2 separate regions of the Mus musculus genome follow, and region 2 is linked to region 1. A link is a loop called in an ENCODE intact Hi-C map of the cell type or tissue named here. Cell type or tissue: left cerebral cortex. All regions are shown on one strand. Links, peaks and the distances in the headings refer to the core of each region. The heading gives the core; the rest is flanking DNA. Region 1 has its middle 29 kb from the start of Gm25848. Region 2 holds the start of Nrros (negative regulator of reactive oxygen species).

What was found. A loop is a pair of places that touch in the nucleus more often than their neighbours do. Peaks named below come from ENCODE experiments on the same cell type or tissue, not always from the same donor. Only the 100,000 strongest peaks of a DNase experiment are listed, where the experiment ranks them.
Region 2: a loop joins it to region 1, with 1.8 times the contacts of the local background. A loop is called at or near these places in 7 of 42 quality-filtered maps.

The regions. Positions count from the first base shown.
Region 1 is chr16:32,208,958-32,220,325 of GRCm38, forward strand. No RefSeq gene overlaps it. Among named protein-coding and RNA genes, the nearest start is that of Gm25848, 29 kb to the right of the region's middle. In left cerebral cortex, for the core only: CTCF peaks have their summits at 4,553 (motif pointing right) and 6,238; DNase peaks (open chromatin) are centred at 5,405 and 6,060; H3K27ac peaks cover 1,021 bases.
Region 2 is chr16:32,159,091-32,170,458 of GRCm38, forward strand. Nrros (negative regulator of reactive oxygen species) reads right to left here and starts at 6,504. Exons shown (of 3, transcript NM_001347181.1): 1 at 6,290-6,504. In left cerebral cortex, for the core only: no CTCF peak of the experiment used is centred there; DNase peaks (open chromatin) are centred at 5,527 and 6,361; H3K4me3 peaks cover 1,862 bases; H3K27ac peaks cover 1,385 bases.

The DNA.
Region 1 (11,368 bases), core at 2,191-10,190:
ACACACACACACACACACACACAAAATGTTTAAGCACTTTTTTTCTTTATGTTACACATAGGGATGAGAAGCCACCAGGTGCCTCTTACGCATTTGGTGGCCTGTGGTGCAAAGTGTCACAGTGCTGTCAGCTGAAAACATGCCCAGGGTCAAGAGGCTGCCATTTAATACATCCCACAAGGCCTGAGGTGTGATTCAGACTCAAACCGGTTGTCAGCTAGATGATATTTGGAAATGTCTTTCAGGCAGCCCAGCAGGGAGTTGGCTGTTCCAGGGCTGCAAAACTATAATGTACAGGATGCCCTTTGGGTCAGTGGGTTGTTTCTAAACCATTTCTCAGTTCAGAAAGGTGAAACATTCATCACAAAGCCAGATGCTCTCTGATCCCATCAAACTCCTCTATAAATGTACAAAGCAACAGACTAGTCAGTCATCCCTCTCCTTGTACACAGCGTGCAGCATGGCTAACTGCACACAGCCTAGGCACTGGTCCATAAAGAATGCATCTTCTTGTGCCTCTGGTGCATGCCTGAACTGAAAGAAAATTAAAATCCAAGGTCCATGACTCATGTGGCTTGCTATTTAGGAGGCATTTTTGGGCCTAGAGCAAAGAACACAAGCTGTAAAGTCTTCCCAGGAACCAACTAGCCATAAAGATAGGGAAGACATACAAGAATGTCCGGATTGGCCCAGCGCCTCCCTATCTCCCTCCCTTCTGACATGGGTTAAATGTTCACCAGATGCTCTGCTGTTACCTCAATGTTCACGTACAGTTTGCTGATGCTTAAACTGTCCAATTGTGTGAAGCAGCGCCAATTCTTCCCCTGCCCCGACTCTTTTCCTATACAAACCCCTAGCTTCTGAGCCTCGTGGTCGACACCTCCGTCTCCAGCGTAAGATATGTGTCAGCCCAGAGCTCCGTCATTAAACTACCTCGTGTGTTTGCATCAAGATGGTTTCTCGTGATTCTTTGGGTGTACGCTATCTCGTGACTCAGGTGGGTCTTCCCACAGAGGTCTTTCAGAACCTTTACAACACCTGTCCTCACCCCTTGCTTCATAAACAGAACTATTGCTAGCGGGGGACAGGGGAACTGCTTGAGTATTATGATGAACAACTTTACTTTTAAGTGTATGTGTGTGTGTGTGTGTGTGTGTGTGTGAGAGAGAGAGAGAGAGAGAGAGAGAGAGAGAGAGAGAGAGAAAGAGAGAGAAATGCCATGTGTATGTGGGTCCCCCCTTGGATACCAGAAGAGCATGTTGGATGCCCTGGAGCTGGAGCTACAGGTAATTGTGAGCTACCAGCCCCAGGCGCTGGGAATTTAAATGGAGTGAGTTCTATATAACTACAGCAACTGTGCTTATCTACTGAGCCTTCTAGCCAGCCCCGCCCTGGTTTTATGTATAGTAACAAAAACTTGAAACAACCTAAATGGTGATCAATGGAAAAACAGGTGGCATGTATGTGGTATGTATTGGTATTGGTGTTGGTATGTTGTATGATGGTGACAGTGTATTTGTATGATGGTGGAGAGGAATGATTTAACAATGCTATTTGTTCTATAAGTAAGTCACAAGACTGTTACAGAATAACGTCAGCATCATTATAGCACATACACGCAGCCATGTAATTTACTGATGAGGACATGCTAAGAAATATACCATTAAGTGATTTCATCACTGTGTGGCTATGATAGGGTATACTTATACAAACCAACCACGGGCCATAGCTATATACTATATAGCCCTTTCTTCCTAAGCTAACAACTTGTTCAGCCTGTTACTGTATGGAACTTACCACTGGAGTACAATGGTAAGCACTCGTACATCTAAATGTATCTAAACATAGTACAATAAAAGTTCTGGTGAAGAGAGTGTCTCGCTCTCTTATAATCTTTGGAGCCACATTATGCATGTTGTCATTTTGTGGCTCATGCTGTGCATACACATGGTGGTTTGGTAATACACAAAACCTTTCTTTATGGGGTCATTCCTATGTAAAAAAGCATAAAACCAGACACAGTAATGACAAGAGTCACACTCTGGAGAGGGAGGGGGAGGACTGGAATCCCAGGCTCAGGGACCACAGGCTGCAACTGTATTAGCAAGCAGTGCCTTGCATTTGAGTTATCTGAGACAAGTGTGTAAAACTATAAGATGTCTCAAAGCTGAACGGGGGCAAATGGGTATGTGCTGTCGCTCTCTTTATGCTTCTGTTTCAATTATGTCAAGATTGGCATGTGTATGGCCCTGAGTTCAGTGCCAGCAACACAAAGAACTAGTTATTTAAAGTGTGTGTGTCTCTCTATGTGTTTCTCTCTCTGTTTCTGTGTGTCTCTCTCTGTATGTGTCTGTATGTGTGTGTCTCTGTGTGTGTGCCTCTGTGTGTATCTGTGTCTCTGTATGTGTCTGTGACTCTGTGACTCTGTGTGTGTCTGTGTTTGTGTGTCTCCGTATGTCTGTGTGTGTGTCTGTATCTTTGTGTGTGTGTGTATGTGTGTGTGTGTCTGTGTCTCTAGGCATGTGTATCTGTGTTTCTAGGTGTGTGTGTCTGTGTGTGACTGTGTATGTCTGTGTATGTGCCTCTGTCTATGTCTCTCTCTCTCTGTGTATGTATGTCTCTGTGTGTGTATGTATGTGTCTGTATGTCTCTGTCTGTGTCTCTGTGTGTATGTCTCTGTGTGTGTGTCTGTATCTCTAGATGTGTGTGTCTGTATCTCTGGGTGGGTGGGTATGTCGTGTTTGTGTGTCTCTGTGTATGTGTATCTATGTCTCTAGGTATGTCTATGTGTGTTTTGTGTGTCTGTACATGTCTGTGTGTGCTCTGTCTCTGTGTGTGTGTCTGTATCTGTGTGTCTGTTTGTGTGTCTGTCTCTGTGTATATGTGTCTGTGTTTGTGTGTGTGTGTCTGTCTGTGTCTGTGTGTGTATCTGTATCTCTGGGGGGGTCTGTGTTTGTGTGTCTGTCTCTGTGTATATGTGTCTGTGTTTGTGTGTGTGTCTGTGTTTGTGTGTGTCTGTATCTCTGTGTGTGTCTGTCTCTGTGTATATGTGTCTGTGTTTGTATATGTGTTGTGTCTGTGTGTCTCTGTATCTGTGTGTGTGCCTGTGTTTGTGTGTCTGTCTCTGTGTGTATGTGTCTGTATTTGTGTGTGTGTATGTGCTTGTGTGTGTCTGTGCTTGTGTGTGTCTGTGTGTGTGTCTGTATCTCTGTGTGTGTGTCTGTCTCTGTATATGTGTCTGTGTTTGTATGTGTGTGTGTGTCTGTATCTGTGTGTGTGTCTGTTTCTGTGTATATGTGTCTGTGTTTGTATGTGTGTGTGTTTCTGTGTGTGTGTGTGTCTGTATCTCTGTGTGTGCCTGTGTTTGTGTGTCTGTCTCTGTGTGTATGTGTCTGTGTTTGTGTGTGTGTGTCTGTGTTTGTGTGTATGTGTCTGTCGTGTTTGTGTATCTGTCTGTGTGTGTGTGCATGCATCTGTGCAGGTGCATGAGCCCCATAGCACATGGATGGAGGTCAGAAGTCAACTCTGACTACCCTGTAGAGTAAGCTTATCCAGGGATAAGCTCAGGTTGTGAGGCCTGAATGGGGCTCCTCCATCCACTTGGCCATCTTGCCAGCCCCTAAACACTTAAAAGGACAATCATAGACTTAGCAGGGCAGAAAGAAAAAAGAAAATGAAGCAAATATTTGCAGTATGTGTTGGAGGGATGGACACCTGTGGGAACTGAACCAAGGAGTAACAGAGGAGTCCCAAGGAGGCAAGAAAATGGCTTGGAACTTGCTTGGAAGACAGAAAAACACCTGGTGATGGTTGTAACATTTGGGACATGAACATCACCTGCAACCAGAAAAATAGAAACCAGAGCTGGAGAGACGGCTCAGAACTTCAGAAGACTTGTTCTTGCAGAGAACTGTGTTCCACTCTGAGCACATCCATGGTGGCTCACAATGGCTTCCAGGGGCTCTTGTCCCCACTCTGACCTCCTTGGGAACCAGGAGTGCACATAATACACAAACATACATGCAGGCAAGACACCCGCCACATAGTGTAAATAAACTTTAAAAAATGAAAATACATAATAGACTATCTGGAAACTTAGGTGAGAAATAAATGGCTGTAAATTCAGATGTTACTTAGAAGAATAAAACATGGAACAAAATTGATCAATTGCTATTAACAAATTTGCAAATCCAAATTTACTTTGCATGTTGACACGGGTTGAAATATTATTTTCCCCTTTGAGGTTTTACTCGGGTTGAAATATTATTTTCCCCTTTGAGGTTTTACTCAAATGACACCTCCTCCACGAAGCCACTTGGATTGAATCCCTGCCCCACTCCAATTTTCCCACCCCAGAGCATTTGCCCACAGTCTCCTGAGCCCCTCATTCTTTCTCTGTCCTATTACAACTTCGTAGATAGGCCTTGGCATCCTAGACACAGGCTTGCTTGCCTTTGTCTGCTGGAAGGTGTAACACTCATGGAAGGTGCTTGGTAAGAATATAAAAGGAGAGACTTTTTTTTTAAAGATTTATTTATTATTATTATATCTAAGTACACTGTAGCTGTCTTCAGATGCACCAGAAGAGGGCATCAGATCTCATTACAGATGGTTGTGAGCCACCATGTGGTTGCTGGGATTTTAACTCAGGACCTTCAGAAGAGCAGTCGGTGCTCTTAACTACTGAGCCATCTCTCCAGCACCCCCCCCCTTTTTCTTTTAAGATTTATTTATTTATTTTAAGCATATGAGTACACTGTAGCTGTTTTCAGACACACCAGAAGAGGGCATCTGATCCCATTACAGATGGTTGTGAGCCACCATGTGGTTGCTGGGAATTGAACTCAGGACCTCTAGAAGAGCAGTCAGTGCTCTTACCTGCTGAGCCATCTCTCCACCCAAGGAGAGACCTTATTGAAGAGAGAAGCAGATAACTGGATGTGACTGGCTGGTCCATCCTGCAGTACTAGCCTGCGGTTCCATTGTGCTGTCTGCTGCTATGACAAATGCCAGGAACAGAAGCACCTTGGGGCAGAAAGGGTTTATTTCAGCTTACAGGTAAAGTCCACCACAGGGTGAAGCCAGGGCAGGAGCTCAAGGCAGGAACCTGGAAGCAGAAACTGAAGCAGGCACCTGAGAACTGCTGCTTACTGGATTGCTTCTTCCAGCTTTCTCAGCCTGCTTTCTTATACAGCCTAGAACCATTTGCACAGGGGTAGCATCACCCACAATGAGTGGGCCCCCCTGCATCAATTAGCAGTGAAGAAAATGCCTTACACACATGCTCATAGGTCCACCTGATAGAGGCTGAGTTTCACCTGAGGATCTCCTCTTGCCAGGTTTGTCAAGTTGACAACCAACTGCTGCTAATTCTGGCTTGGCTGGGCTGTGCAAGTTTGCCACCTCAGATTCAGTCCTCTGAGTCACATGCTCTGTCAGTTTCTGTCACTAGGCTCAGCCTCAGCCCCAAGTATCTTCTAGGATGCTGATGTGCTATCAAGCAGTCATTTTAAGAAGCAAGCATTGAGGAAAAATTATGCCTCAGCAGCTGGATTCAGGCTCAGCTCTAGGTCTGAGCAGGAGCAGATAGAGATGGCTGGATGTGGACTAGGAGCCCAGAATCAGGATTTCACACAAGAAAGCCTGAGGTACCTAGAGTCAGGCTGTTGAGGATTGGTCTGGACCAGCAAGGAATCAGGCTGCACTTTAAGGTTGCTACATCAGTGAATAAAAATAAAATAAAATAAAATAAAATGAATGTCCTTTCACCTCACCTTTATCAGTGTGGCTGTTAAACAAACAAACAAGCAAAAAACCAACAACAAAACAGAAAACATCAAGTATCTTCTAGGATGCAGAGCAATTTGAATCCCTGGGGCACTGTTGCTGGAAGTGTACAGTTGTGCAACCACTTTAGAAAACGGGATGGCAGTTCTTCAAAAAGTTAAATATAGAGCTCCATGGAGCGCGGCCACTCTGTTTCTGGGAAACGGTAGGAAGAGTCTTGAAGTGGTGTGCAGACACCCAGCTCACAGCCACATTATTTGCAACAGTCAAAAAAAAACGGGAGCGCCGATGTCCGGGGGCGGGGAATGAACCAGGCACGCAGTAGCATTATTCACAGTAGCCAAAACGGGGGAGCACCCACATCCAAGGAGGTGAAGATGAAAATGTGGTGCATAAGGCACTATTTATTACTCATCTCAAACAGAAAGAAAGGCTGGGGTGCCCCTGTTGGTAAAGTGCTGGTCCTGTGAGTGTAAAGACCTCCAGAACGCACAGAGAACTGCTGGGCTTGGAGTTGCATGCTTATAATCCTAGAGTTGGGAAAGCAGAGACAGGAGGAGCCCTAGAGCGTGCTAGCCAGGTAATCCAGGGGTTTTGAGCCAATGAGAGACCCTGTCTCTCAGGATCCGGACAGGCTTCCTGAAGATGACACCTGGGTCCTCTGCCCCCGCCCACCTACACACACCGTTTTTGGTTTTGGTTTTGGTTTTTTAAGGGAAGGAAATTCTAACACATCCTATGAGAAGATGAACCTTGGGAACTTTATGCCGTGCAAAATAAGCCAGTTAACAAAAGACAGAGGCTTTGTGATTCCTTGCACATAAAGCATGTAGACAAGAAAGGAGAACGCAGTTGGACGTGGTGGTGCACGCCTTAAATCCCAGCACTCTGGAGCCAGAGGCAGGCGGGTTTCTGAGTTCGAGGCTAGCCTGGTCTACAAAGTGAGTTCCAGGACAGCCAAGGCAACACAGAGAAACCCTGTCTCGAAAAACCAGTTTAAAAATTTAAAAAAAAAAGGAGAACGCCAGCGATCATAGGATGGGAGAAGGCAGGGGTTCCTTTAATTTCCTTATGTACTTTTTTTTTTAAGTTTTCTTTCCTTTCAGTTTTGCAAGATGAAAGAGTTCAGGAGGTGGGATTGGGGGGATGGGATGACTGCATGCCTTATGAATGTATTAAATCTTACTAACATGTATGGCCAAAAGGGATTAAGACATTAAATTATATGTTTCATGTATTTTATCACACACACACACACACACACAAAATATGGGGGGAAAACCCCAGGATTACAAGGCTGGAGAGATGACTCACTGGTTAAGAGCACTGAATGCTCTTTTGTAGGACTTGGGTTTGAGTTCCAGTACCACACGGTGGTTCACAATTGCCTACAATTCCATTTCATACTCTTTCTGGCCTCTGAGGGAATGGCACACAAGTGGTGGGCAGACCCGTGGAGACGAAATAGCATACATTTTTTAAAAGTAACAAATCTTTTTTAAAACTCATACAGGATGAGCAGTAAAGCTTGAATTTCAGACAAACAATATTCCTCAGCATCGTTACATCTCATGCAACACTGGAGACATACATATATTAAAATAGTCCTCATGTATCTGAAATTTCCTTGGGCATTGTCTAGTTATTTGGCAACCCAGACACTGGTCATGGTTACGTTATGTTTGTTTTTGTGTTTTTGAGGAATGGTTCACAGACATGAAGAGAGAAACTGAGAGGGAGTCACCCAGATCAGAGCGTACCTCCTGGGCGGGGATACATTCTATTTCCACCTGTCTCTCCAGCCTGGTGAGACATGAGTAGCCACCTCAGCACCACTGGGTCGATGTCTCTGACAGCACTCACCTTGTAAGATGTGCACTGACTGACATACCTGCCTCAACCTTGGATGGTAAGTGACTGAATTTCTAAGTCAGAGAATCTGGTTATCAACACGGCCTGGGGAATTTAAAGCTGGGTGACTTTGGTAATTCACGTCTCTTGAATTGAGTTCCTCCTGCTCCTATACAATGGCACTACCAGTAACATACTGTGATAAATGAGATGGTGTGGGTAAAGCACATAGTGGGTGCCCAGGAATATGAAGTGCAATGACTTTGAGGACATAGAAGGCAGGTACCTGTTGCTATAACTACCAGAATCATCTATGATCCAGGAAGGCGCTGTTGGGTAGATAAATGGACCAAGGGAGGACATGTGCTCTGTGTGACTCTGTATGGATCCTAATGCTCCATCCTGGCTGTTAGCCAGGGCTCTGGTGGTGGCATAAGACCTCATTCACACAGTTTCCACTGCCAGCCTCTGAGGTGGCCTGAAAGAGAAATGTAAGGGAGATAAGCTCCTGAATTGCCTTGTGCTTTGCTACAGCAGTGTGTCCTCATGAGCAAGACAGCATGGAAAAGACTTTCATCTCACAAGGTCCCTAAGTCGCAGAATTGCAGTAAGGATGTCAGCACAGAAGGCCAGGGAACTGGAGACACAAATAGGCACATGAGACCCCACAGACTTCCCTTAAGAGCATCTTTCCACCTCTAAACTTGTGGCTCAAACTCAAGGCAGTCCTCCTGCCTCAGCTTCCTTTGCGTGGGGATTATAGGCATAAGTGACCACACTGGGCTGTTTGATGTATATCAGATTGCCTAGACACATTATTATTTTTTGAAAGGATGAGTCTGTTTCAGTGTCTCTTACCTACCAATCCCCCATCTCCTCCCCAGTCTTCGATCACAGTGGCTTTCTAGATACTATGAACCTGCTCCCACCTCCATGTTTGGACTAATAAATTTCCTATCTTGGGCACTTAGCCTACCAGACTCCAATCTGACCCTGGGTTGATTTATTTTGTAGGAAAAACATTTGTGTGTGTGTGTCTCTGTGTATGTGTGTGTGTGAGAGAGAGAGAGACAGAAACAGAGAGACAGAGACAGAAACAGAGAGACAGAGAGAGACAGAGACAGAGAACTCAACTTCAACATGGTGCATGTTTGGGTTCTAGGGATTGAACTCAGATCCTTGGATTGGCAGCAACTACTTTACTGACTGACCCATCTTGCTCCCTTGCCCTGTTGATTTCTTGAATGGAGGAGAGATGTATGTAAGCATTTTGACCTGAAGAAGGAACAACACTTTTAAATTTTTATTTATTGATTTATTTATATTTATATTTATTTAATTTTATTTAATTTTATTTATTTAATTTTATTTATTTTATTTATTTATTTAAGCTATTTTTATTTATTTATTTATTTATTTATTTATTATTTATATGAATACACTGTAGCTTTCTTCAGATACCATTACAGATGATTGTGAACCACCATGTGGTTGCTGGGAATTGAACTCAGGACCTCTAGAAGAACAGTCAGTGCTCTTAACCACTGAGCTGTCTCACCAGCACAGGGAGCAATATATTTACATAATTACCCTCACCAATAACTGCAGCCCCAGTAGTACTCCAAGTTCCTGATAGCTTTCTGCTCCTTTGTTCAAGTCTCATATGAAGTCCAAATGCATCCCTGGCTTTGGGTTTGTTTTGAGATATGTGCCCCAGGCTGGCCTCAAACTTGCTGTGTAGCTGAGGATAGCCCTGAACTCCTAATCCTTCTGCCACCACACCCAGTTTTTATGGCTCTTGGAGTTGAAGCCAAAAAACTCAGCAGGATGCTCTGTGGGCTGCTGCAGAGAGTTTGAGCTCAGAGGTGCTGGGAGCCCCTGCTGTGCAAAGAGGCAGGCTGCTCAGAAAGCAGAGAGAGACAAATGGTAGACGCTGCTTGCCTCCTACAACCAGATAAATAAAAGATAGCAATAAATGGATAAGAATTGACTTAATTGCTTTAAAGAATAGAAGGGAGATACAGTAGTAATTGTTTGAGTGTTTTTAAGTACACATGAACTAAAGAAATCCAGGCCTTTGATCTCAAATGTAAGAAAGTTACAGAGTTAGAGAGGAAACACTATCTCAACAAATAATAATGAGATATTAATCTCCATAGAAAGGAGATTGAATGAAAACTGATTTAATTGTTTTTAAGGACAGAAAGGAGATATATGCTTTAAAGGAAAGTTGAAAATGTCCATGCCAGGGCAGGCAGCTGGGTTCTTTGTACATGGGCTACACGGGAATTCTGGGATTGCTTAGCCTGGTATGACAAATTAATAGCCTGGAAATAGAAGAAAATTTAATTGAAGTTAAATATATAGGAAAGGATGTTAATTCAAGTTATATAAAGAGGATATATATATATATATATATATATATATGTGTGTGTGTGTGTGTGTATGTGTGTGTGTGTGTGTATGTTAATATTAATCTCCATAGAAGGGAGAATTTACATATGCATAGATGAATAAATAAATTTCGGCCTTGATCTCACTTTTAAAAATTAATTGTGGCCAGGCGTGGTGGCGCACGCCTTTAATCCCAGCATTCAGGAGGCAGAGGCAGGCGGATTTCTGAGTTCGAGACCAGCCTGGTCTACAAAGTGAGTTGCAGGACAGCCAGGGATATACAGAGAGACCCAAAGAACCAAACGAAGAACCAAAAAAAAAAAAAATTAATTGTGTAAGAACAAGGCAGGGGATAGTGGAGGAGCACTGTGTCCATGGATAATGGTACTTGTTTAGATTGCTTTGATTGTTTTGAATTGTTTTGATTATCAATATGTGTGTGGTTATAAGTTTGGTGGTTATGATATTACAAATCTTCTGGGAGAGAAGTCAAAATAGAGCAGGTCTGAAGAGAAAGAAGACTGCTACAGTGAACCAATCTATACCTTTAAAGATTTTGGGTTACTGGACCAAGGACCATGCTATTTTGGGAGAGAGGCTCTGTATTTGGGTTAATAGGAAAGGAGGAAAGGTTTTGGGCCCTTTCCAGAGTGATATGGACCAAATGTGACCCCCTGAAGATCTTGACTACAGAAAAGAAAAATTTGAGAAAGTCAAACAGGACAGCTCCCTGCCTCCTAATGCTGTTTCTAGAAACTTGCTTCCAGAACATCTTCAGGAATAGCTGCTGATTCCTGATGGACTCGTTCCCCCAGCCTTTCAGACAGATCCAGTCAGAACTTCAGTCATGCCCTGAGCTTTCAAAGCATACAGAGACTGGAGAACAGATGCTAAAGCCGCCTTTCTTAAGTCTAACCAGTTTTCCCAATTTCCTATACCTTCCCACCCCTTGAAAACAATTATCACCCCAATTCAGCAGGACGAAGCCATGGAGAGTCATCCAGATTCTTTGGGTTGGGTGTCTGGTTATGGTTAATTTATAAATTATAGATAGGTTGTCATTTTAAGGGATAATTTGGAAATGGTCACAATTTTGAACAGGGAAGAACTATATGGGATGGATTACTAAATTTGTTCCTTTTTTTAGATTTATTTATTTATTGTATGTAAGTACACTGTAGCTGTTTTCAGACACCCAAGAAGAGGGCTTCTGATCTCATTACAGATGGTTGTGAGCCACCATGTGGCTACTGGGGCTTGAACTCAGGACCTTCGGAAGAGCAGTAAGGTTCTTAACCACTGAGCCATCTCTACAGCCCCTAAATTTATTCTTAAA
Region 2 (11,368 bases), core at 1,187-9,186, 51 kb before region 1:
GAAAGTAGCATCATGATGGCCTCTCACACACTGTTAAGCAACTTGTGCTCAAACATGTGTAGAGCAGGAGAGCTTCCTCAAAAGCAGATGATTGTCCTACCAGGGCCCTGCTCTGTTGGTCTCAGAGACACAGGCTGGCCGAGCAGTAAGGAGTGGAAGCATTTGAAATTACTAGAATACCGTAACCCCTTGAACATACTGCATTTCTTCTGCATGAAGAAGGGAAGATTGGTTGCACATGATCCCTCTGGCAAATAAATTTTTATTCAAAGTTTGGTGTTGGCCACCCTTTTGAGAAAAAGTAGCATTTCTGACCTGGCTAGGTTTCTAAGAATCTAGACATTTCTGCATCAACAACATAGCCAAGATTGACTGGGCAGGAAGGGCTTATTTCAAGGTAGGAAAGTGGAGAGGACACAAAGACTGGAGCAGAGACCACAGGGGAGTGCTGCTTCCTGGCCTGCTTCCCATGGCTTGTTCAACTTGTGTTCTCGTTCTCTCTCTCTCTCTTTCTCTCTCTCTCTCTCTCTCTCTCTCTCTCTCTCTCTCTCTTTCTCTCTCTCTCTCAATTTTTAGAGACAGAATTTCCAGAATTTCTCTGTTCTTCTTTGGCTGGCTGTTCTGGAGCTAACTCTGTAGACCAGGCTGGTCTCGAACTCACAGAGATCCATTTGCCTCTACCTCCCAAGTGCTGGGATTAAAGTTGTATGCCACCACTGCCTAACTCAACTTGTTGTTTTTTGGTTTTTGTTTTTTTAATGTCACCCAGTATAATTGTCCAGGTGTTTCCACAGTAGGCTGGGCCCTCCCACATCAATCATTAATCAAGAAAATGTCCCCCAAACTTGCTTACAGGCCATCTGGTGGAGGCATCTTCTCAACTGAGGTTTCCTCTACCACATGACTCTAGCTTGGGTCAGGTTGAGCAAAATCTGGCCAGCACAATTTTCCAAGGGTCTGCTCAGGACTGTTTTTGAGCTGGAAATCCTAACAAAACGATGGAGTGGGGAGGGCAGCCAGCCAGCCTGGGGAATTCTGTGAAATGGCACCAAAGCACTTGTCACATACAAAGCTCAAGATGTCTCCCGAGCAAATATGTCAGGTCTGGCCAGGCTCTACCCTCACTTCTGCTTGAATGGAGGCGTAAGGGCTACAACAGCCCCCTCCCCACCACCCCAAACAGCGCTTTTCCTATAGAGACTGCTTCAAGCACTTACTATCTGCTCAAACGCCTCCGTTTCCACAGGGCCACAGATGAGTGAATTGGCTCCTTGTGTGGTCAGGGCTAGCCCATCCAAACCAAGAGAGGTCAGCTCACTCTGTCCCTTCCATGGCCACAGAATGCGTCTAGCCACAGATTGTCAAAAATGCAAGTGTGTTCCCTCCAACAGGTAACAGCTGGCTCTTGTGTGTCTCGCTGTGGCTGGCAATGAGTGTCCCCTTTGTATATGAGAAAAATGCATGATCTCTTCGGAGGCCCACCCTGCGTTGCATTAGTTTCTCTGTTCTTTTCACAGGTTCATTCCCACTAGTCACTTCTGTAAGAGTAAGGGCTTCTTCAAGAGGAAACAGGACCACCCGGCAGAGCCTTCAGCAGCCCCACTCAGGGGGCAGACTCATGCCTTGGTGAAGCCAGGTACCAGTGAACCAATGGGAAGTGGAGGTCTTCTGTGCTAATGAGTCACTATGAAGGAAAAACTAAGATGAAGGAGCCATGCCTTCTCCTTCCATTCCTGGCAATGCCCATGAATCTTGGACTTCCCTGGGGGAGGTGACTACCCAGAGTCTGTAGGGCACCATACGCAAAGACCACAGAGATTACTTGAGGCTAATTTTAGCCTGGAGTCAGAATGAAAATACCGACTCTCCAACTCAGTTTCTTTTAGAAGGCACAAAGGATCACCACCTAACAGGGACTCCTAACAAGTGCACAGTTTAGTAGAAATGCTGGCGTCCCTGTGGGACCGGAGGCATACAAAACTGTGGCTGAGTGCCTGTGACTGGAGGCATACAGAAGTGTGGCTGAGTGCTCGGAGAATGGAGAGTTTCCGTTCAAACTCTAGTCTCTGAGTTCCGCATCAACTCCACCTCAACACCCCAAAGCCCAAGCCACCCTGGAACGCATGTGGTCCCCAGCTGAATCACACATTTCACAAGCTGGTTCCTCAGCAGGAAAGACCCTTTCTGGGGTCTTCTTTTACCAAATTCCTATTTATCCTTCGAGGAGTTCCCTCCTTTTTATAGCCTAACAGTTCAGCTGAAGGATAACCTATGATAACACATTGCAGGGTTTTTTATTATTTTAATTTTATGTTGATGAGAAGCAATTTGAGTAGTTATTAATTATTAGCAACTTAACTTTCCTCCAGCATTTCATATAAAGAAAAAACTTGGGGCTAGAGAAATGGCTGAGTTGGTTAAGAGCACTGACTGCTCTTCCAGAGGTCCTGAGTTCAAATCCCAGCAACCACATGGTGGCTCACAGCCATCTGTAATAGGATCTGATGCCTCTTCTGGGGTGTCTGAAGACAGCTACAGTGTACTCATATACATAAAATAATTAAATCTTTAAAGAAAAGAAAAGAAAGCCGGGCGTGGTGGCGCACGCCTTTAATCCCAGCACTTGGGAGGCAGAGGCAGGAGGATTTCTGAGTTCGAGGCCAGCCTGGTCTACAGAGTGAGTTCCAGAACAGCCAGGGCTACACAGAGAAACCCTGTCTGGAAAAACCAAAAGAAAAAAGAAAAGGAAAGAAAAGAAAAGACAAGACAAGACTTTAGCATAGAACAAAATCGAAAAAGTCTGTCATCAGGCACCACTGTATATCCACCACCTACCTACCTTCTGCTTATAACATTTTACTATACTTATTTTTATCATATTTTACTTATCCTTCAATTCATTGTATTATTTATTTATTTATTTATTTATTCACTGATTCATTTTTGGTTTTTCAAGGGTTTCTCTGTAATAGCCCTAACTGTCAAGGAACTCACTCTGTAGACCAGTCTGGCCTCAAACTCATAGATATTCCCCTCCTTCTGCCTCCCAAGTGCTGGGATTGAAAGTGTGCGCTACCACCACTCAACTCATTTGTTATTGTTGTTATTATTATTATTATATAAAAATAGACGTCAAGGAGCACCTACCTCTGGTGGCTCACAACAACATTGCCAGTTCCAGAGGATTCAATGCTTCCAGTCTCCAAAGGCTCCTGCATGTACAATGTAGGCTCACACACAGACACACAAATGAATAAAGAGCAATACAAATAAATCTTAAACAAACAAACACATACCCCAGCACAAATAGACAGGGTCAGAGAGGTGCCTCACTGGTTAAGAGGGTGTGCTGCTCTTGCAGAGGACTTGGGTTCAGTTCCCAGCACCCACATGGGGCCTCATGACTGCATGTAAATACAGTTCCACAGGATTTGATACTCTCTCCTGAGACTGTGAATTCCTCCATGCATATTGTGTGTGTGCGCTCGCACACACACACACACACACACACACACACACACACACACACACATTCAAATACAGGTAGATTAAATATTTAGGGAAAAAAAAGCCAAATCGCTAGGCATTGTAAAACATCTGTAATCCCAGCATTGAGGAGGCTGAGACAGGAAGATGGTGAGTTTGAGGCCAGCCTGTGCAATTTCATGACCTGTTCTCAAAACAAAACTTTAAAAGGGTGGGAGGCAGAAGAGAACCCTGACCTGGCTGATCAGTGGAAGAGCCTGACCTAGCGTGCCCAAGGTCCTGCATTCAGTCATCAACAGCAAACAAATAAACAAATACCATGGCCACCAGTACAGCTCTTCTAAAATACTTCAGAGTGCATATAAAACAACGGAACTCTTTAAACATTCCTGTAAGTAGGGGCTGGAGAGACGGCTCAGCAGTTAAGAGCACTGGCTACTCTTCCAGAGGACTTGAGTTCAATTCCCAGCAACCACATGGTAGCTCACATCCATTGTTAACTCCAGTCCCAGGGGATCTAATGACATCTTCTGACCTCTGGTCAATCACCTTAGTTAAGTAAACACAAAATTTTGAAAACCTGTCAGACCAACGTTGAGGAGGCTGAGGCTGAGAACAGTCCCCTTGGGGAAGTTTCAAGTGTCTTGGTGGGTGGTTACAAGGACCATTAACTTGCCTGAAGTTGAAAGATGTGGCCCCAGGCCGGGCAGGGAGAGAGCTGATGGCTGAGGGTCAGTGCTCAGTCTTAGCATCCAAGGGAGACAAGGAAAGCCAGGAGATACCAGGGCTACCAGAGATAGACAGGGTTCACTGAGCAGAAGCTGTGTGAAAGAAAGTCAGAGCCTCAAATGCTATCTCCTGCAGAGAAATCCCCTCCAGATTGTTATCTTTCTTAGAGGTAGGGCCAGGCAGCAGCACTCAAGGTGAGCCCACATACAGTGCCTGAGGGTGGTAAATGTGGAGGCTGGGGCTTGAGGAGGGGAGTCCCTGGGGACCTCACAGAACTTTGTGGCCACGCTGAGCGCATCACTGGTCCCAGCCTTGTTCTTTGTACCCACCTCACTGGTGAGAACCAGGGCAAAGTTCTACTTCCTCCTTTGTGCCCTCTGCTGAGGCTAAAGTCACACACTGAAGACACAAAACGTTGGGTCTCAGCCCCTGATTCTGTTTGTCCTGAAAAGTCTGTCTAGCAACTTCATTTCCCCCGCTTCTGATAACAACTGCTTGGTTGCTTTTTTGGGGGGGAAACACACACTCTCCCTCCCTCCCTCCCTCCCTTCATCTGTTTTATCACATAAACTCTATCATTTAGCCATTTTCAGACCTGCAGTTCAGCATTGTTGACTACATTTTACTGTTCGACCAGACCATGCCTCCTTAAGAAGTCCAGGTTTTGTTTCTTTGGGTTTTGTTAGGTATTTTGGTCCGATCCCAATCCTGACTCCAGTCAATAGGGACTACGAAGGAGGCTGGCCCTGTTACAATCTTCTGTGTCACTGGCTTATATTAGACACAGTACAGAAGCTAGTTCCCCAAGAATCTATCCACGGACAGTTCTATCACTAAGGAGAAAGGGTTTGCCTCCTGCTTCACAAGTCAGGCCAGTGGAGATTGGCTTAGAAGCTAATGAGCTCCAGGACAGCCTGGTGGAGTGTGTACCATTGTCCAGAGTTCTCTCGAAGGACCAGTCAAATGAAGGCACCTTCTCTTGTGAGGCTGTTTGGTTTTGATTTTAACCTAAGTGTTGAGGTTTTTTGTTTTGTTTTGTTTTTTGTTTTTCTGGGCCCATGAGTCTATAACCCCCTCTAGGAACTCTGGGGCTCACATATAAAGCTCATAGGGGGTGTCCCCAGGCCTCAAACACCGTGAAAACTGTCCGTACCTCACGGTCAGTAGCAGAGAGAGACACTGGAAAGCCTTCCTTAGTCTGCTCCGATCCTAGTTACAGTGGGGCACGTGGTCATCGCCGCAGCGCAATGGTGAGCTAGCAACTGCAGGGAGAGCAGTGCTTTTCCCTGCCCAGCTCCTGAGTGCGAGCGAGCCTGTGGGTAGGTCCATGGATGTGTGTCTGTGCCTGCAGAGGCCGAGAGGACCACAGCAGAGCACTGAGCAGGAGTCAGGAGAGCCTGGCTCTAATCTCTCTCTCTGACACTTGGGTAGCTGTGGACCAAATAATACCCCAGCACAAGTTACCCAGGACAAAGGCTCTAGGAGAAGGGCTTTTGCTGTCTTCTGGATGTACACACACAGCTGACCCTGGGAAGATCCCGGTTAAGTAAGTGCGACTGTGGATGGATTTCCGTGTCTTTGCCTGTGTAATGGTGGGTCTCAATTTATGTTGATGGGCAAAGGAGTCGATGCAAACACCCGTATGCTGAGTGTTCACAGCGTCCTCTCATGACGTCCGGTCACTCAGACTAGGCAAGGAGCACTGACCACTGTGTAGATGAGGAAAAAAAAGGAGGCTCCGAAAAGTTCCCTAACCTGTTCACACTCTCCCTGAAAGAGCCAGGAATCAAACCATAGCTGGTTGTAAAGCCCTACGTGCCTCTCCCACATCACACACCTCCTCTCTCAGCTGTAAGAGTTCCTGAGACTTCCACCTACACCAAAGGTGTAGCCCCCCCCCCAAATCCAGCCCAGAGGCGGAGAGACTGGATACCACAACTTCACAATGAGCCTGAGCGCGGCGTGCGTGGGGTGGGGGAGCTGATGCCTAACCTCCCACCACCCAACCCGGTCCCAGCTCGCCCACCTCTTGTAGCCCGGCAATGCTCAACGAACCCACGCAAGAAATACTCACTGCTCCCGCAGGCCCAGGCGGCTCCGCGGGGCGCATCGTCTCCAGGGCCCCAGCCTCCTGGACAGCACTTGCCGCTGCTGCGCTGCCTACTCGCTCTGGGGCATCAGATTATTTTAGCACTTGCGGAAGGAACCAACGGAAACTGAAGTCACATGGAGAGCTCGCCTCTCAGCGACTCAGCACTCAGCCCGCGTCTTAGAAGGAACTGCCACCGCGGGGGGTGGGGTGGGGGTGGGGTTGGACGAGGATGCAGGTAGCACATGGCCCCTCACCAGCAGGGCTGTCACTCTACAGGTGCAGCCTGCCAAGCTCTGTTAGGTCGTCGCTAAGCATGCTCTTGTGGCTCCTGCTTTGATGGCACATGGGAACTAGGAGTCCTGGCTTGTGGTCTGCTGTTCCAGGAACTCTTCTACAGGCTTCTATCCAAGGGCCAGCTTGGGGCAGAATTCAGTGAAGGGCAACACAAATTTGTTTAATTGGAAAGGGGGACGAGTCCGCCATTTAGAAGGGTCATCCATCCAGTCGTCTGTTTTCATCTACTCAGTCAGTCCTTAACTAATCATCTTTTCTGGGCACCGTACTTCTTAAAAATTAAGAAAATAAATAAAGGGAAAAGGAAGTCGGCAATGGCAGCACGCACCTGTGATCCCAACCCTGGAGAGGTTGAAGCAGGAGGATCAGAGTACAAGGTCATCCCAGCCCAAAGAGCAGGTTTGGGGTTGCCCTGGGATTCGTGTGACCTGTCACACACACACAAAATAAACAAGAAGGACAAATGGAAGAAAAAGAAAGGTTTTTGTCTACTGGTTTTTAACTGACCCCGCGTTGCAGATAGTACCATAAACTTCTTGGCTCTATTGAGTACGGGTGTTCAACAGCGTTGTTTTGATAATGCTGTGTAGAAAGTTCACTGTCAACTGTGGCAGCATGCCTAGCTAGCGTCTGCACGGATCCAGACCTGACCTAGTCCCAGCTCTAAGATGGAGAAAAAGACATGAGCTCCCAGCCCCAACCATCCACAAAGGAAAAATCATCTCTCAAGGGAGTCTCACTGAGTATACAAACCACACCAAAGGGCGGCTCCATGCCCTGCAGCAGGAAGCAACGGGGATGAGGGCTGGGGGGGGGGGGTTCGTTCAAAAAACTATGTAAATTAATTATACAGCCTTTAAATTTTTTTTGAGATTAAAATATAATTTCTCCCTCCCCCTTCTCCCTCTAACATTCCTATATATCCCACCCTGTTCTCTTCCAAATTCATGGCCTCTTCCACTTTAACTGTTTTACATATATATGTAAACACACACACACACACATTTATTCACTTGTAAAGGTAACAATGATGGCACCATTGAAGAAGAAAACAAGTGTAGAGAAAATTGTGTCACACTAAGGTTTCTGACTCAAACTTTTTCCTTTGTGTCTACCAGTGTGTGGCTAACTCTTATCTCTAGCACCAAGCTTCTTTTCCAAGAAAGGGCTTGTATTCATATTTAAAACATTTATTTATTTATTTATTTATTTATTTATTTGAGACAGGCTCTTTCTACATAGCCTTGGCTGTTTGGGAATTCAGTATATAGATGAGGCTGGCCTCAAATTCATAAAGATCCACCTGCCTCTAACTCCTGAGAGTTAAAGGTGTGTGCCACCACACCCGGCTATATTTTATTTTTATTTTACAGGTATGAACTTCCAGTCTCAGCCTCCCAAATGCTGGGGTTACAGGTGTATGTCACATTAGGAATGTTCTTTTTTCTTTTTTTTTTAATATACTTTTATTTTTATAAGGGAGTATGTGTGTGTATTTATGTAAGTGAATGTCATGTGTGTAGATGCTTAAGGATACCAGAAGAAGTTGTCAAACCCCCTAAAACTAGAGTTACAGGTGATTGTGAACCACCACATCATGGCTGGGAGAGAACTCAGGGTCTTCTGAGAGAACACTGAGTGCTTTTAACCATTGAGTTATGTCTTCTGTCCTAGGAATGGTTCTTGAATCTGATTGTTGTGTGACTTTTCTTGGGGAGATCTTAACAGTTATTCACCACAACAAGGCATTGATGACAGATCAAAGAACCAATTCCACCCAAATCTAGCTTAGAGAGCCGGTGAGTTTCCTGGGGTTACTTATAGGAACACAGTGATTCACCAAGAAACCTACCCTAGCATGAATGACAACTCACAAAACTGCACTCCCAGAGACTCCTACACCCACAGGTGGCTCCCCACTAGATTCTCTCTATAGATTACTGTGTTATGGGCTTGGGGAAGAGAGTCTTATGAATCTTGCATGTTTCAGGAGCTTCCTGGGTTGCTTTTGTTTACTTCCTGCATCTTATAAGCCTTCTTCCTTCTTCCAAGTGTCTAGCTCTCACCAACTCATGTCTGGATGACTTCAGTAACTTCCTTAGTTGTCTACCTGTCCCAAATCTTGTCCATCTTCCAAGTTAGACTCCACCCATCTTCCATGGATCGATCATTCGAGAAAAAGTGTGGGGATCAATTCGTTCCTTGCTTAGGGCCTTTATGGCCAGCCATTGTCCCTGTTTACCTGGGCCAGTGTTTAAATCCTGGTTCAGCCAGTTTAAGAATCAACAATGCCTGAGTTCTAACATCCTCATCCACTTTTCTTCCTCTTTGCTTTTTTTTTTTTTTTTTTTTTTTTTTTTGGACAGAGTCTCATTTAGTTGGCCCTGCCTTGATCCCCCTGCCTCCACTTCCCAAGTGCTTCACATATTTATCACCACACCCAGTAGCATATACCTACTTGTATATGCTTTACCCATTAGCATTCTCGGCAAGATTTCTTTCAAGGAAACTTAGAAGCTGGCCATTTTAAAGGCTGTGGAGAAACAAGGCTGTAGTTGGCTGGAAAATGGCACAGATTGTTCTTCTATAGTAGCAGCAGAAGGACCCAAAGACTTCCAGGAGAAACTAGGGCAAAGCTGAAAACAGGACATTCCTCACACCAGCAGGTCTGAAAGCCAGAGTGTCCAGCCAGAATTCTCCTGCTCAGCTGGATATTCTAGGCTCCTTCCCAAGACCCAAGATCAGAGTCCTTGGTCTCCAACACAACCTAAGAGGTCCTGCTATCACTGGCCAGACACATTCCTCTAAGCACAGCTTTCTCTCTTGGCCTTATGGAGTTTCTTCTGGCTCCTATTCAACAATGCAGGTTTTGTATTATAGTAGTTTCTTGTCCTGTTGCCATGACCCAAGCAACGTATGGAAGGAAAGGTTTATTTTGGTTCACAGTTCTAGGCTCCATCGTAGTTTGGGAGTCATGGTGGTATGGGCCTAAGACAGCTGGTCATGCTGTATCCACACTCAGGAAACAGGAGGAAGATGAATGCTAGCACTCAGCTCCATTTCTTCATTTCACCCAGTGGAGGACCCAGCCCATGGTGCCGTTCGAAGTTAAGGCAGGTCTTCTCACCTCCATCTAATCTGGATGAGCCTTGACAAGCATGAGGCTTGTCTCTTACAGTAAATCCTGTCAAGCTGGCAATACCATCACACTGTCATGACGCGCTCGTACAGCCCTATGCCATCTCAATGAGAAGAGAGGCCAGTGCCTGGCTCAGGCTCCCAGAATTCACTCTGTTCAGTGTGCATTTCCTCAAACACACGCCATCCTCTCTCTGTCCAGAGACCTCCTTGGCTGGAATGATCTCCCTGCCTTTCCCAACACTTTCCATCCTAAAGGCGTGGCTGGGACTCCCCCTCCTCCGGGAAGCTTTCTCCCACCTCAGGTTGACTCTTCCTCTGCGCACATGGTATACAATTCCCCCTGGCCTCAGGACAGAGCTCCTGTTGTGATTTATCTTTTTGAAATTATGTTTTGTTTTCCCAATTACACTGCAAACTTTTGAGGGTAGCAACCATGTGCTACTCTATAAAACATACTGCCCAATATGTTTTTCTAAAAACCATACTGCCCGATGTGCATAAAGAGGCTCAGTAAACATTTGCTCAAAGAAGAAAGAAGAAAAGGGAACTAATAGGCAATAAATAAATAAGTCTATCTTGTCTGCCATTCTCCAGTTACTGACTTTTTTATTTATTTATTTTTGTTTGGTTTGGTTTGGTTTTGGTTTTGGTTGTTTGTTGTTGTTGTTGTTGTTTTGGTTTGGTTTGGTTTGGTTTTTTGGAGATAATATCTCTCTTGTAACAGTCCTGGCTGTCCTGGAACTCACTCTGTAGACCAGACTGGCTTTGAACCCACAGAGCTCCACCAGCCTGAACTCAAAGTCCATCCCCAGTGACATACCTACTCCAATAGGGCCACCACTCCTAATCCTTCTAGTCCTTCTCAGATCATCTCAGATCATCTCTAGTAACTAAGGGTTCAAATTTGTGAGTCTATGGGGAGCTTCCTCATATAAACCTCCACAGGTCATGTTGTATCAGAAGCTCACACCAGGCCAGTGTCTCTCTGCCTGCCTGTCAACCTGTGGGTCAGGATGCTCTTCTCAGCTGCTTCTCCAGCACCATGCTTGACCATGCTCCCTGTCATGATGATATTGGACAACCCTCTGAATTTATAAGCAATCCCTCAATGAAATGCTTTTTTTTTAATGCGTTACCTTGGTCACATGTCTTGTAGAACACTGGATCTCCAGTTTATTGGCTGTTTGTGGAGGACTAGGAGGTAAGGGTCTTGCTGAAGGAAGTATGGGGCCTGACTTTGAGGTTTCAAAGGACTCATGCTATTTGGAGTTAGCACTCCCTGCCTCATACTTGTGAATCAAGATGTGAGATTTCAGTGGTTTCTGCCACTATGGCTTTGTTCTGCCATCATGGATTCTAACCCTCTGAAACCAAAACTGCAATTAAGCAGTCTTTTATAATTGTTGTGGTCATAGTCTTTTGCTGCAACAATAGAAAATTAACTAAAACAAGTATTTGTGTGTGAAAGGTGTTGTTTCTTTTCTTTTCTAATTTGAGACAGGGTCTTTCTACAAAGCCCTGGCTATCCTGACCATATATAGACCAGGCTGGGCTCAAACTCAAAGAGATCCACCTTTTTCTGTCTCTCAAGTGCTGGGAAATATAGGTGAGTGTCACCACACCTAT